3 separate regions of the Homo sapiens genome follow, and all the other regions are linked to region 1. Evidence: chromatin contacts called from ENCODE Hi-C data. All regions are on one chromosome and are shown on one strand. The core of a region is the stretch at or near the end of the contact, and the rest is flanking DNA. Distances in the headings are between cores, read along the strand shown. Region 1 holds the start of KRTAP19-5 (keratin associated protein 19-5). Region 2 holds the start of KRTAP19-7 (keratin associated protein 19-7). Region 3 holds the start of KRTAP15-1 (keratin associated protein 15-1).

Region 1 (4,608 bases), core at 1,977-4,476:
CAGACAAATCTTGTTATTTCTCTCTTTAGATGCTGTACCTTCACAGGGGAGGGCAAGGTAGATAAATTTTGGTAATTTCATTAAAGGAATTTTGACCCTATAACTGAATTTCAGATGAAACTGCTCTATTCTCATACAGGTAAATATCCTCCCAGCCTGAGTAAAAGTATTAAAAATTTGCAATTAAAAGAAAGATCAGTATAATTATAATGAGAAAAAGCACTTGTGGCATTGCTGGTATAATTCAATATTAACATATTTTTGTAACTTACATTTTTATATATTATTAGTTTGTGTCTGAGTTAAACGAAGTCTTTGGAATTTATAACAAAAGCTTTCTTTCTTTCCAGGTAAAAGTTACTACTTATCCCAAGTAAGAACATATTTTCTTCTTCCTTATCCATTATCATAAAGTTATTAAGCATATATTCCAAAGTAAACTTCCTAAAAGTGAAAAGAAGGAGAAAATATAAAACATCATTGTTCTATCAACTTTGGGTCTAATCGACTTTGAGTCTAACAATCTCTTTCAGCATAAAACCAATATCACTACAAATGAATATATGTCTTCATTTTACAATGGATGCTTTCATTTTACTATTTGTTCACTTCGAAAAAAGGACAAAATATTTGTTCTATATATTTTGTATATAAAATATGTAGATTTATATATTTTATTTTAGTATTAATCATTTACTGCTTACGATCATTAATTGGTCTTGTGGAAAATTATCACATAGTCTATTTCTTTAAAACATTCTAATTCTTATTTGGCTATTGAGGTTTTCCATTTATATCTTGTTTGGTTTTATATCTCAGATGTATGCATTGTTTATGCATCCCAAACAAAAATTAGCTATTAAACACTCTTACATTATCAGGCTGATTTATATGGACAAACTGTGGTATCCTTAATATAGTTATTTGTGATTTTGAGTTATTTGTGATTTTATGGCTTCAAAAGGACTCACTGAGAACTCAGCTTATTGACTGTTTCAAGTTCAGATGAGAAATAAGAATGAACCAATATTTGGATAAAAGAAATGTAGCAAATATTGGATTAAATCCTACTCTATAAATGGAAAGACTTATTGAGCTATTTTTCTGTCTTAAAAAGGTAGCTCACTAAGGCGTAGTCAGGGTTGTGCACAGATTGTGGTTGCTGTGGCAGTTACTGTCAATTTACTTAGAATTTCTTCAATAAACAATTTTTAATTCCCTAGTCTGTTGCTTAGAAGAACTGAAGCATTCCTTTTAGGAAATTTATGTTTGATAAAATACTTATAAATCTCACAAAAACTCACCAGCATGTTCAAAGTCATGTAAATTAAATGAATTTTTAGTTGTCGAAGCCAAGAGACAGGTGCTGCATGGAGATTAATCAAGAGTGGTCTCAATGTTGTATCTGTTTCACTAATTCAACAAAGTCAGCTGAGGAACTCTATGAAGCCCAGGGCAAATTTCTTTACATATGTTTCTCTATTCTGTGCCATTTCACCATGGTGCCTTTATTTTGAAAACTTTGAAGACAATTTCTATTTTAGGATACCTTTTAAATTTCAGAAAGCCATAGGAGTTGGAGTACATTTTAAAAAACCCATCCCCTCAAGTATTTATCTGTTGAGTTAACAAACAGTCTAATTTTACTCAAGACATTTTAAAATGTACAATTAAGTTGTTATTGACTATAGTCACTCTATTGTGCTATCAAATAGTAGGTCTTATTCATTATTTCTAAGTATTTTTGCTGGGGTGGGGAGTTGAGGATGTTTAGTAAGTACAAAAAATAGAAAGCTTTAAAAATGATATTTTAATGAACTATTAACAGATCAGTAGGCAGTGGTTAGAAATTACCTCAGAATAAATGAGTACAGGATAGACATAGAAGAACATCAGAATCACGCCTGTAATCCTAGCACTTTGCGGGGCCGAGGCGGGCAGATCACGAGATCAGGAGATCAAGACCATTCTGGCTAACATGGTGAAACCCCGTCTGTACTAAAAATCCAAAAAAAATAGCCAGGCGTGGTGGCGGGCGCCTGTAGTCCCAGCTACTGGGGAGGTTGAGGCAGGAGAATGGCGTGAACCCGGGAGGCGGAGCTTGTAGTAAGCCGAGATGGTGCCACTGCACTCCAGACTGGGCGACAGAGTGAGACTCCGTCTCAAAAAACAAACAAACAAAAAAATCAGGAAAGATGTTACAGTGAATACAAAGAGGAGATAGAAAAAAAAAAGCGTTGAGATAAGTCGATGGAAGACAGAGGGAATGTATGCAATAAACTTCTACCTGGCTGTTTCTATAGACATTAAGAAAATGGGAAGAAGAATAAAAGCTGAAATGAGAAAGGAAATAGAGGTCATATATACACTACTGAAAAATGATAAAGAAAGAAAGTAATTGACTAGAATGTGCAAAACAGAGGCAGATGCAATCTGCAATTTTACCAGGACTTTGAATAAAACCAATTATAAAGGAGAGTTTTAGGACTTGAATGGAAAACTAAAGTGCTACTCTGATAAGTCTGCGTAGGAGATGGATTTTGTGCCCTCAATTTCTGAAATTAATTCTTATGTATTTTGCAACCAAAAGGTTCTGAAGCTGGTGTGCAAAGTCAAAAATAGTATAAAAGTTATTGTGAATAAAATGCTAAAAATCAGCATACACTCTCTTTTTTTGAGTCCTTTGGCGATTGTACACAGCAGGGCATTAAAATCATTTTGATTTCAAATGTTTTCCTGTATTGTGCATATAGGCACTTTCTGAAGACCTCACCTTGATAAATAAGTTTGCTTTTTAAAACTATAGATTTAACATCTGTAAATTGAAAAAACAGCTGTAAATTTAGTTGAATATGAAGTTATCAGTTTGGAAGATGACGGACAAAGGAAATTATTCATTATAAAAGGAATACCATAAAGTGTAGATGATGTAATACACCTGGTAATAGGCAATTCTGTTGAGCATTTGGAATGTGCATATTTTGAACAGTAAGCCCTTTCTTTTCATAAAAGCAAAGCAGTAAGTTCAATCGTGTCCTGAATAAGACATTAAGTAAGCTGAAATATTTTAATGAGAATGAGGGCATCTCCCTACATCAGAAGACAATAGATAAATGAGTTGTAACATCAAACGTAATACAAATAACTATAGCAAAGGAGGGTATACAGATGACTCATCACACGCTCTGACCAGGGTATATAAGCCTCCTACACATGCTGGTGTTCACACTCAGGATCTTGCCTTGAGCAGCATACCAACTCACCACTCCTGACACCATGAACTACTACGGCAACTACTATGGAGGCCTGGGCTACGGCTACGGAGGCTTCGATGACCTGGGCTATGGCTATGGCTGTGGATGTGGCAGCTTCCGCAGACTGGGCTATGGCGGTGGCTACGGAGGCTACGGATACGGCTCTGGCTTCGGAGGCTATGGATACCGCAGCTGCCGTCCATCATGCTATGGAGGATATGGATTCTCTGGATTTTATTGAAATCCTTCCCTGACAACCTAACATGAGGGGACATAAGAAGATCACCCAAACCTGACTGCAATAACAAACAAACGAGGTCACCCTGGATCAAGCCAAGATCAAGAGCAGTTAGCATCTAAGAGGTTTAAGAATACCTATCATTCCATAATTCTTTGCTTTATGTCTCTGGATGTGTCTTACTTGTACCTTTATAACTGTGGGGTTTCTCTGTTCCTTTTAGAATAAATTATGCTAACTGAAAGCAAATACACGACTTTTGTTTTTTGCTTGACTCAAAATGGCAAAGTGGTTATTTGTAATTATATCCAGTGAAAAAAGAACAAACTACTATACATATAGAAGTATATTATATATAACAAAATAATTTTGTATATACATGCACCTATCTATATAGCTGTATGTATGTGTGTGCATGTATATATTCACATTCAAAGGTCACAGTTGACCCTTGAATAATGTAGGGGTTAGCAGTACTGATTCCCCCATGCAGTTGAAAATCCACATATAACTTTTGACTCTCCAGAAACCTAACTACTGGTAGCCGACTGTTGACTGGAAGCCTCACTGATAACATAAACAGTTGATTAACACATACTTTGTGTTTTATATGCATTATATACTGTATTCTTACAATAAAGTAAATAAGAGAAAAGAAAATGTTATGAAAATAATAAGGAAGAGAATTTATATTTACTGTTTGTTAAGTGGAAGCGACTCATCATAAAGGTCTTTATCCTCATTGTCTTCACATTGAATAGGCTGAGGAGGAGGAGGAACGGGGACGATGGTCTTGCTATCTCAGGAGTGGCAGAGGTAGAACAAAATCTCAGTATGAGTGGATTCACTCAGTCCAAGCCCATGTTGTCCAAAGGTAAACTGTACATGCACAAATGAAAACCATAACACTCAATTAAAAAGAAGGCTTTTTCTTTGGAACACTGCGCCATATTCACCATATCTTTTTCATTTCAATGCTTTCAGTGAGATCATGTTAGTGTTTAAATTCAGCCTTGAAATACCAACTTCATAAACTTTCACATTTAACTGGAGACCAACATGAAGAGTATGTATTTCTATAGTTTGTTCAAAATGTATGTTTATATGGCCCCTTTA
Region 2 (4,197 bases), core at 986-3,485, 59 kb before region 1:
TTGATGGTTTGATTGTTCCACAGTAGTTTCACAACCACAGAATAATAATGTTGACTTTTATGTGAATATATTTTGTAAAATACATGCTCATTAAAGAAAAAAATAAAGAATTGTTTTAAGAATAAGAGAAGTTCCTAATATTGATATTTGGTAAAATCTTAAAATGTGAATGCACTAGTATCTCAGAAAGATAAAAGACGGTAAAGCGTTTCTTCTCTACAGAAACCAGCGTGAGTCATAGGGTGACTGGGGTCAGTCTAGTCCTATCAGTGCCAAGTGGGAGGTCGTGTGAGCTGAGAATGAGAAGAGGCAGATGACTTGATGCTTCGTGGACAGGCAAAGTTCACATACGTGTTAGCTTCACTTTTAGGAATCAAATAAAGCAGAGGACCCTAGAAAATAATTCCTAGATTGGAGGTTCTGGGATCTTCTATTCCTGATAATAATATTTTCCCTACCAAGCAAATATATCTGGTTTTATCTGGATTGTGACAAGTGCTAAAGATAATAGTCTTTTTAAAAAATTACCTAAAATTATATTGAACCTACATTTTCTTAACTGAAGCAAATTCAAATACAGCAATTCTTTACCATTAATAATTCCCTTCAACTTGTAGTTTGCAAAGTTCCCTCAGGATGGAAATATGTTAAGTACCTAGTTATGTAGCACTTTTAATAAACTGGTAAAGGAAATAAGTTTAATCAGTATAAATGAAGTTCAAAAATAACCTGTATTCTTTGAGGTTCCTGGATAAAGAAAATGTGGCACATATATACCATGGAATACTCTGCAGCCATAAAAAAGGATGAGTTCATGTCCTTTGCAGGGACATGGATGAAGCTGGAACCACCATTCTCAGCAAACTAACACAAGAACAGAAAAGCAAACACCACATGTTCTCACTCATAAGTGGGAGTTAATCAATGAGAACACATGGACACAGGGAGGGGAACATCACACACCAGGGCCTGTCAGGGGGTGGGGGACTAGGGGAGGGACAGCATTAGGAGAAATACCTAACATAGACGATGGGTCGATGGGTGCAGCAAACCACCATGGCACATGTATACCTATGTAACAAACCTGCGCGTTTTGCACATTTACCTCAGTACTTAAAGTGTATATATACATACATACATGTATATATATATATATACATATATATATATATATAGCAGGAGTAGCTGAGCATATATGCTTACTGGTTTCATGTCATTTGCTTTTATTTATATTGATGATATGAAACAAAAATATAAGGCAGCTGGGCATTGTGGGAGAAGATATACCCTAACCTGCAATCTTTGATTTCAAATGCATCTGCTGAACTAAGGCCAATAATCAAAGTACTTAGGTTTTAGTCCTAATCTGCCACTAAGTTTCACTGTTGCGTAACTCTGCTTGTCTCTCTGAATCCATTTTTCTCATCAGTAACAAGAACACTGAAATAAATGATGACTCAAGTCTCTTTAATTCTATAATTATATGATCCTATGATAGTACGAAATTTAGAATCTAGACTAAGATTAAATTTGGGGAGAGGAAACTATTCATAAGGGATTGGCAGGGACTTTATGCACACTTTAATGGTATCTACTAAGCAGGCTGGCTCTACATGAAGCATAATATTTGAGAAATTCCTTTGACATTAATTTGTGACTCTTTTAAAAATTAAATATCATCATTCCACTATAAAATGTGGTTCCCAGCTGACTTTAAAAGCACATTGTATAAAGACATACATCATAGTTGATTGCCATTTCAGAGAACAATAATGTTTCAATTTTTGTGAATTCTTGGCAGAATAAAGATAACATCCTTGGCTTAGAAAAGGCTCAGCAGCCATGGACTGTCAAAGGAAAGAGTGCAATCAGAGGATAAATGTAATTGCATGAGATGCAATTTGAAGAATACTTGAAGCTATAGAGATTTGTTTATGGCATTTGAAACTCAGAAACTCATACATGTACAGTGAATATAAATGCAACTACATTTTATTAGAGGCAAAACACTTATCTAGAAATCCAAATAAAGCAGAAAATAAAACATGTTGTATAATTTCTAAATAACTAGCTTCATAAACAAGGAAGAGAGTGGGATGGGTGTTACAAAACAAGATAGTTGGCATAGTTTTCAGGTAACACGTTCTAAGGGATGACATTTAAAGGTGTGGCTTTCCACATGCATCAGAGTATATATAAATGTTCCTGTCCAGTCACAGTCACCAAACTGACCTACAACAGCTAACCACTTCTGACAACATGAGCTACTCCGGCAGCTACTATGGAGGCCTAGGCTACGGCTGTGGAGGATTCGGTGGCCTGGGCTATGGCTATAGCTGTGGATGTGGCAGCTTCCGCAGACTGGGCTATGGCTGTGGCTATGGAGGCTACAGATACAGCTGCTGCCACCCATCATGCTATGGGGGATACTGGTCTTCTGGATTCTATTGAATAAATACTTGAAATATAGTCTTCTGTGAGATTCCCAATTCTTCCAAGAAACTTTATTCCATAACCATATGGAATTCCATATTCCATAACAAAACAGCTGCTTGGATCACCTGCCTTTTGACAATAGTGTGAAGAAAACTTGATCAACTAGATATTGGCATTTGATTAGTGATGTTCTCCAGATATTCACTTTTTTATTGGCTGGAGAGCCATTATACTCTAAGAAAGATTGTCTTTCAATATCTGATATCTAACCATGAACTTTTTCTCATGTGGTAAATGTGTTTTGAGCCTCAAATTTTTATCACAATAAATGTGCTGTGATGCATTAATATAATCAACCATGGTGATATTTTCTTCTTATAGATAAAAAAATTACCAATACGTTATATGTCACGATTATTTCTTCACCCTCCTCCTCCTCGTCATTCTTCCTGTCCCTTAAACCTTCTTCCTCCCTTTCCATCCCTTTCCTCTCCTTTATCTTCTTTTCTTTATCCCCTTCTCCTTTGTCTTCTTCCTCCTCCTCATCTTTAACATTCTCAATATCTATATTTTCTTGTCCAGGCAAACAGGAATTCTACACCAAAAGGTTAAAGATGCTTCTGTGGTGATAAACTTCTGCTTAATCTTTTAATTCACTATTTCTTGGAGAATATCTTGATAATTTCAGAGCAATATAATAAGAAAAGGTTTTAGCTTGCACATAGATTATAACATTGGAGAACAACAGTGTGAAGGAATTATATCAAAGTATTAACAATAGCTTTATCTAGGAGATGGGAATATGGTGGCTGGTGTAATAGTTATTCTTTCTTCTTTTGTGTATGTTTAAAAAATTGCATAGAAAAAAAGCTATAAAACAAAGCTCGGGCCAATTTATTCCATCTTCAAATACATATTATCTGATTAAATTAAATGTATAAAAAGTGGACCCAAGAAGAAATACGAACCTGAATATTTCTATATGTCATAAAGAAGTGGAATTCATGAATCCATTTTGACAAATATGCAAATTTAAGACTAGATGATTTCACCAGTTAATTCTGAACAGTTTCTCTTTCAGAGAATAAGATAAGATAAAACACTAAGACTCTTCTGTACTTTTTTTTTAAGGTTAGCTGTATTAGTTCATTCTTCCATTTCTATAAAGAAATACCTGAGACTGGGTAATTTATAAAGAAAAGAAGTTTAATTGGCTCATGATTCCTCTGGCTGTACAGGAAGAATGATGCAGGCCATCTACTGGTCTCCAGGGAAGGCCTCAGGAAACTTACAATAATGGTGGAAGAGGAAGGGGAAGCAGGTGGAAGGTGAAGGGCAAACAAGAAATCATGGTGGAGCAGGAAGAAGAGAGAGAAAGTGGAGGTGCTATACACTTTTAAACAACCAGATCTCATGGGAACTCACTCACTGTCATGACAGCACCAAGGCGGACAGTGTTAAACCATAAGAAACTGCCCCCATGAGCTAATCATCTCCCACCAGGCCCCACCTCCAGCACTGGGGATTACAATTCGACATGAGATTTGGATGGGGACACTAATCCAAAGAATATCATTCTGCCCCCTGCCCCTCCCAAATCTCATGCCCTTCTCACATTGCAAAATACAATGATTTCTTCTCAACATCCCCCAAAATCTTAACTCATTCCAGCATTAACTCAAAAGTTCTCAGTCCAAAATCTCATTTGAGACAAGGCTAGTCTCTTCCACCTATGAGCCTGTAAACTCAAAAACAAATTAG
Region 3 (4,123 bases), core at 1,536-4,035, 62 kb after region 1:
GATCTACCCATTGTGTTGTTCAGGGATTCAGGGAAGCTAGAGCTCTAAATTCAAGTGTGAAGTTCAGTGGTGTTAAAAAAAAATGAAGCAGTTTCCTAATTGTGTCCTGAGTCCTGTCTGCTTAATGCATCAATTAAAATCAAAGATAACCATCTAATAATTCTTGATTTTCTCTTACTCAGTAGTAGGGTTAGATTTTCATTCAGTGGGTCCTCTATAGGGTCTGACATAATAATTGACATTTTGATCAAAGTAAGAAAAACATGAAAAATTCCAAGTTATTATTTATTATTTTACCACTGTTTATCAGTGCTGAGCTTACTTAGGATCAGAATAAATATCATGAAGATGGAAGCTATGCAAATGTACCTCTTAAATCTTCTGCTTCAGGGAGCATTACTGACTGATTGACAGCTACAGCAGTTGGTCTTTGAATCTACCATCACTTCTGTGCCAAGGTTGTGCTGTCATCCATTCTTGTTAGTAAATACTCTTGGCAAGGATGCTAAGGCAGGCCCATTTTGGTGATATGTAAGGCTCCTTTGATGGGTGACTTGCCAAAACTTTCTTAGAATTGCCCTAAAGGAGTTTCTTTTTTTTTCTTATCTTTTCTTTTCTTTTCTTTTTTTTTTTTTGAGACGGAGTCTCGCTCTGTCGCCCAGGCCGGAGTGCAGTGGCACTGTCTTGGCTCACTGCAAGCTCTGCCTCCCGGGTTCACGCCATTCTCCTGCCTCAGCCTCCCGAGTAGCTGGGACTACAGGCACCCGCCACCAGGCCCGGCTAATTTTTTGTATTTTTAGTAGAGACGGGGTTTCACCGTGTTAGCCAGGGTGGTCTCGATCTCCTGACCTCGCGATCCACCCGCCTCGGCCTCCCAAAGCGCTGGGATCACAGGCATGAGCCACCACGCCCGATGGGGAGTTTCTTAAAGAAGTTTCTTCTAGACCAAACTTAGTTCCCTCTGTCCTTCACTGAGGCTAGACATACTCCACAGTAGTATGGCTCTCCCAGACCTCTCCAACTACCTCCCCATTATCTATCACTGGCATTTTCACCAATAAATCTTTTTTATGTTTAATCCCATTTGGCAGCTGCTTTTCAAGGGACTGCAATGGACACAATAGATCAGTAAGATTTGTTATTCTAAAATTAAGTGTAACTTATTTACTCTATTTTCAATAATGGGTTTATATTATTTTCTCTGAGTGTTTTTGAAGTTCTTCTTTGTGTTCCCACTGAATCTTGTCTTCACCCCATTATTCCATTTGCCATATAAGTTATAATTGTATTTGTGGGAACTTCCTGAAGCAGAGAATTTGTGTCTTTGTTCAGCGTAATGCTTGGTATATAATAGGACCTCAATAAATTTTTTTTCAATGAAAGACTAAAACAAAATTTTCTGAAGCAAATATATAAAAAATGCACTTATGAGGGGATTTAAATCTCTTAAAACATGTGATAGGTTATATATTTAAATTTTCTTTGCACTTTGTTTTCTATTCAACAAAATATCAATAAAACATATGAAACAAACAAAAAGTGTACCTAAGGAAGACAGTTGAAGATATGGGATGAATTCACTAAATGTATCATTTTTACTTATTTATTTATTTATTTTTTGACACAGAGTCCCACTTTGTTGCCCAGGCTGGAGTGTAGTGGCATGATCTCAGCTGACTACAACCTCCGTCTCTCAGATTCAAGTGATTCGCCTGCCTCAGCCTCCTGAGTAGCTGGGATTATAGGTGCACACCAGGCCTTGCTAATTTTTGTATTTTTAGTAGAAATGGGTTTTCACTGTGTTGGCCAGGATGGCCTCAAACTCTTGACCTAAAGTGATCCGCCAGCCTCAGTCTCCCAAAGTGCTGGGATTACAGGTGTGAGCCATCATGCCCAGCCTAAGTGTATTGTATTAACAAAATAAAATGGAATGCCAGAATTCATGCCAAAGAAATAAGCTTATTTAAAATATTGTAACTATTTGAAATATATTTGAGTGGAAGAGTTCTGGGAAAATAATGAGAGAAGGATTTTAGAAAGATGATAACAGAAATGATCCTGAGCATTGGCACAAAAATTGAAATTCAAGATATATCTCCTGTCAGATTTAGGAAGGGTCCTAGGTCAAGATTAATTTGTCCGTGTTCAATCATATACTTCCAAGAGGGCTAGGATGCTGAGTCCTACTGATGTAGATGGTCAACAATCACAGATATTGGACAGGCTGAGTGTTGCAGTTCCATAGAGTACAGAAATAATCATGAGAGAATGGAGAATATTCAGTAAGATGATCCAAAAAGGCGAGACCCAAAGGCTGGTTAGTAACAAGTTGCCTGGAAATTCCTGGATGAAAAGGTAGTTGGGTGGTAGAAGCTGGACCCACAGTCCAGAGATTGGAAGCCAGTGCTTCCACAACCAAGAGATCCAAGGCCAGTGTTTCCACATCCAAGGGATCTTATGTAGTTAGTCTGGCGGGGACTGCAGAAGATGGAATTCTTTGGGCAGTAACAGGATGTCTGATAGGATCTGGCCAAAGTGCAGGATGTCTGGCAGCTGGTGGGCTCACAGTAGGTCTCCTGACAGCCATTGTAGAGAGAGGAGCCCAGTTGGCAGGTATTTGGAGAATAGATGGCATTGCTGGGGTAGAACAAATTATAAGTGGAAACTGGATACCTCAGGTAACTTCCAAAACAGCAGGAGGAGAAGTTTCCAGAGCTGCAGTTGTAAGACATGTTAACAGGAGTTCTGAGCTCAGGTGATTTGCAGTGAGGAGCGTGTGTGTGTGAATGTTACCTTCTATACTGGACACTGACATACTCTAGCAATAGGTGTAGTCACAAGTGCCCATTCTAATGAGAACACTTAATTAGGCTGCAGTCAAAATGAAATATATTAACACTCAAAGAATTTTATTTATGAACGTAGACTTCTACATGAAAGAATTTCATTAGTTTTTCAAAGCAATTGTTCATGAAACAAAAATGCCATTTCTCATTCATCTTGCTTAGGTAGAATGAAAACCACCATAATTGTACCTATAAGACTGATGCTTCAAAGGGTCGGGCGCGGAGGCTCACACTTGTAATTCCAGCACTTTGGGAGGCTGAGGCAGGCATATCACGAGGTCAGGAGTTCCAGACCAGCCTGACCAACATGGTGAAACTCCGTCTCTACTAAAAATACAAAAATTAGCCGGGCATGGTGGTGGGCGGCTGTAATCCCAGCTACTCAGGAGGCTGAGGCAGGAGAATTGCTTGAACCCGGGAGGCGGAGTTTGCAGTGAGCCGAGATCGTACCACTGCACTCCAGCCTGGGAGACAGAGCAAGATTCCATCTCCAAAACAAACAAACAAACAAAGAAACAAAAAAACAAAGAAAAAAACTTGATGCTTCATTCATCCTGTCCTTCTAGAAATTGGATCAAACGGCTAAGACACTGAGAGTTCTGGTATTTGTAAAGATCTGAAAAATACCTTGTAATCTGGAAGGGACTTTGATCTTGCTCCAATTTTATAAATTCAATTGAGAACAGAAAAAAAATTTCAATATCTATTCCTTCTTTCAATTCTTTGAACCATTAGAAGAAATAACCCAATAACAATCCTTATTTGGTAGACATGCTAAATGAGTGCCTAACATATTTAAGTTTAGATTTCTTATAACACAAGTAGCTAAGTCACTCTTGTGCACATGAAGAGTTAAGAATGAAGGGTGAAATTTTTGAACAAGTGCTTTGAAGTTTACATTGTAAAACTACTAAAGAAATCCCTTACTCAAAGGTTGATTTGCTTCTTCATAGAAGTCATCAATAAGTTTGATTATAAAAAACCGTTTATCCCCATAAGGTATAAGTAATTTTTGGTCATGTTGATGTTACTGAGAGGAAAATAATAAGCACTATAAGTAAAATGTAAATCGTTAATCTTTTCCTTTCTTTTCTCTCAGAGGGTGACATTTTTACCAGAGAGGGAAAAGAAAAGCAAGAAATGAGGGAAATGTCTATCCCATGTAGTATTCACAGAAAGATAAAATATGTAAAGAATTCATAGTAACAAATGACTTTATAAATTGAAATAAAGGGGTGGGAAGGATACATGATGATAATGTGTAATTGAGAGTGAAT

What was found. Hi-C counts contacts between places; a loop is a spot of excess contacts on that map. Pooled maps may share reads with other maps.
Region 2: a loop to region 1 is called in a map of heart right ventricle, with 5 times the contacts of the local background. The contact joins the promoter of KRTAP19-7 here to the promoter of KRTAP19-5 in region 1. A Hi-C loop is called at or near these places in 1 of 168 maps with a recorded cell type or tissue (heart right ventricle) and 1 of 37 single-sample maps with no recorded cell type.
Region 3: a map of GM12878 shows a loop between it and region 1 (2.9-fold over the local background). The contact joins the promoter of KRTAP15-1 here to the promoter of KRTAP19-5 in region 1. A Hi-C loop is called at or near these places in 1 of 168 maps with a recorded cell type or tissue (GM12878) and 2 of 50 pooled maps.

The regions. Positions count from the first base shown.
Region 1 is chr21:30,500,759-30,505,366 of GRCh38, reverse strand. KRTAP19-5 (keratin associated protein 19-5) reads left to right here and starts at 3,226. Exons shown (of 1, transcript NM_181611.3): 1 at 3,226-3,710. The coding sequence starts at 3,277. The coding sequence ends at 3,495.
Region 2 is chr21:30,559,352-30,563,548 of GRCh38, reverse strand. KRTAP19-7 (keratin associated protein 19-7) reads left to right here and starts at 2,235. Exons shown (of 1, transcript NM_181614.3): 1 at 2,235-2,674. The coding sequence starts at 2,260. The coding sequence ends at 2,451.
Region 3 is chr21:30,438,937-30,443,059 of GRCh38, reverse strand. It overlaps KRTAP15-1 (keratin associated protein 15-1), which reads right to left and starts at 2,785. Exons shown (of 1, transcript NM_181623.3): 1 at 2,191-2,785. The coding sequence starts at 2,732. The coding sequence ends at 2,319. All of the region lies in intron 3 of LOC105372772 (a long non-coding RNA gene), which reads left to right.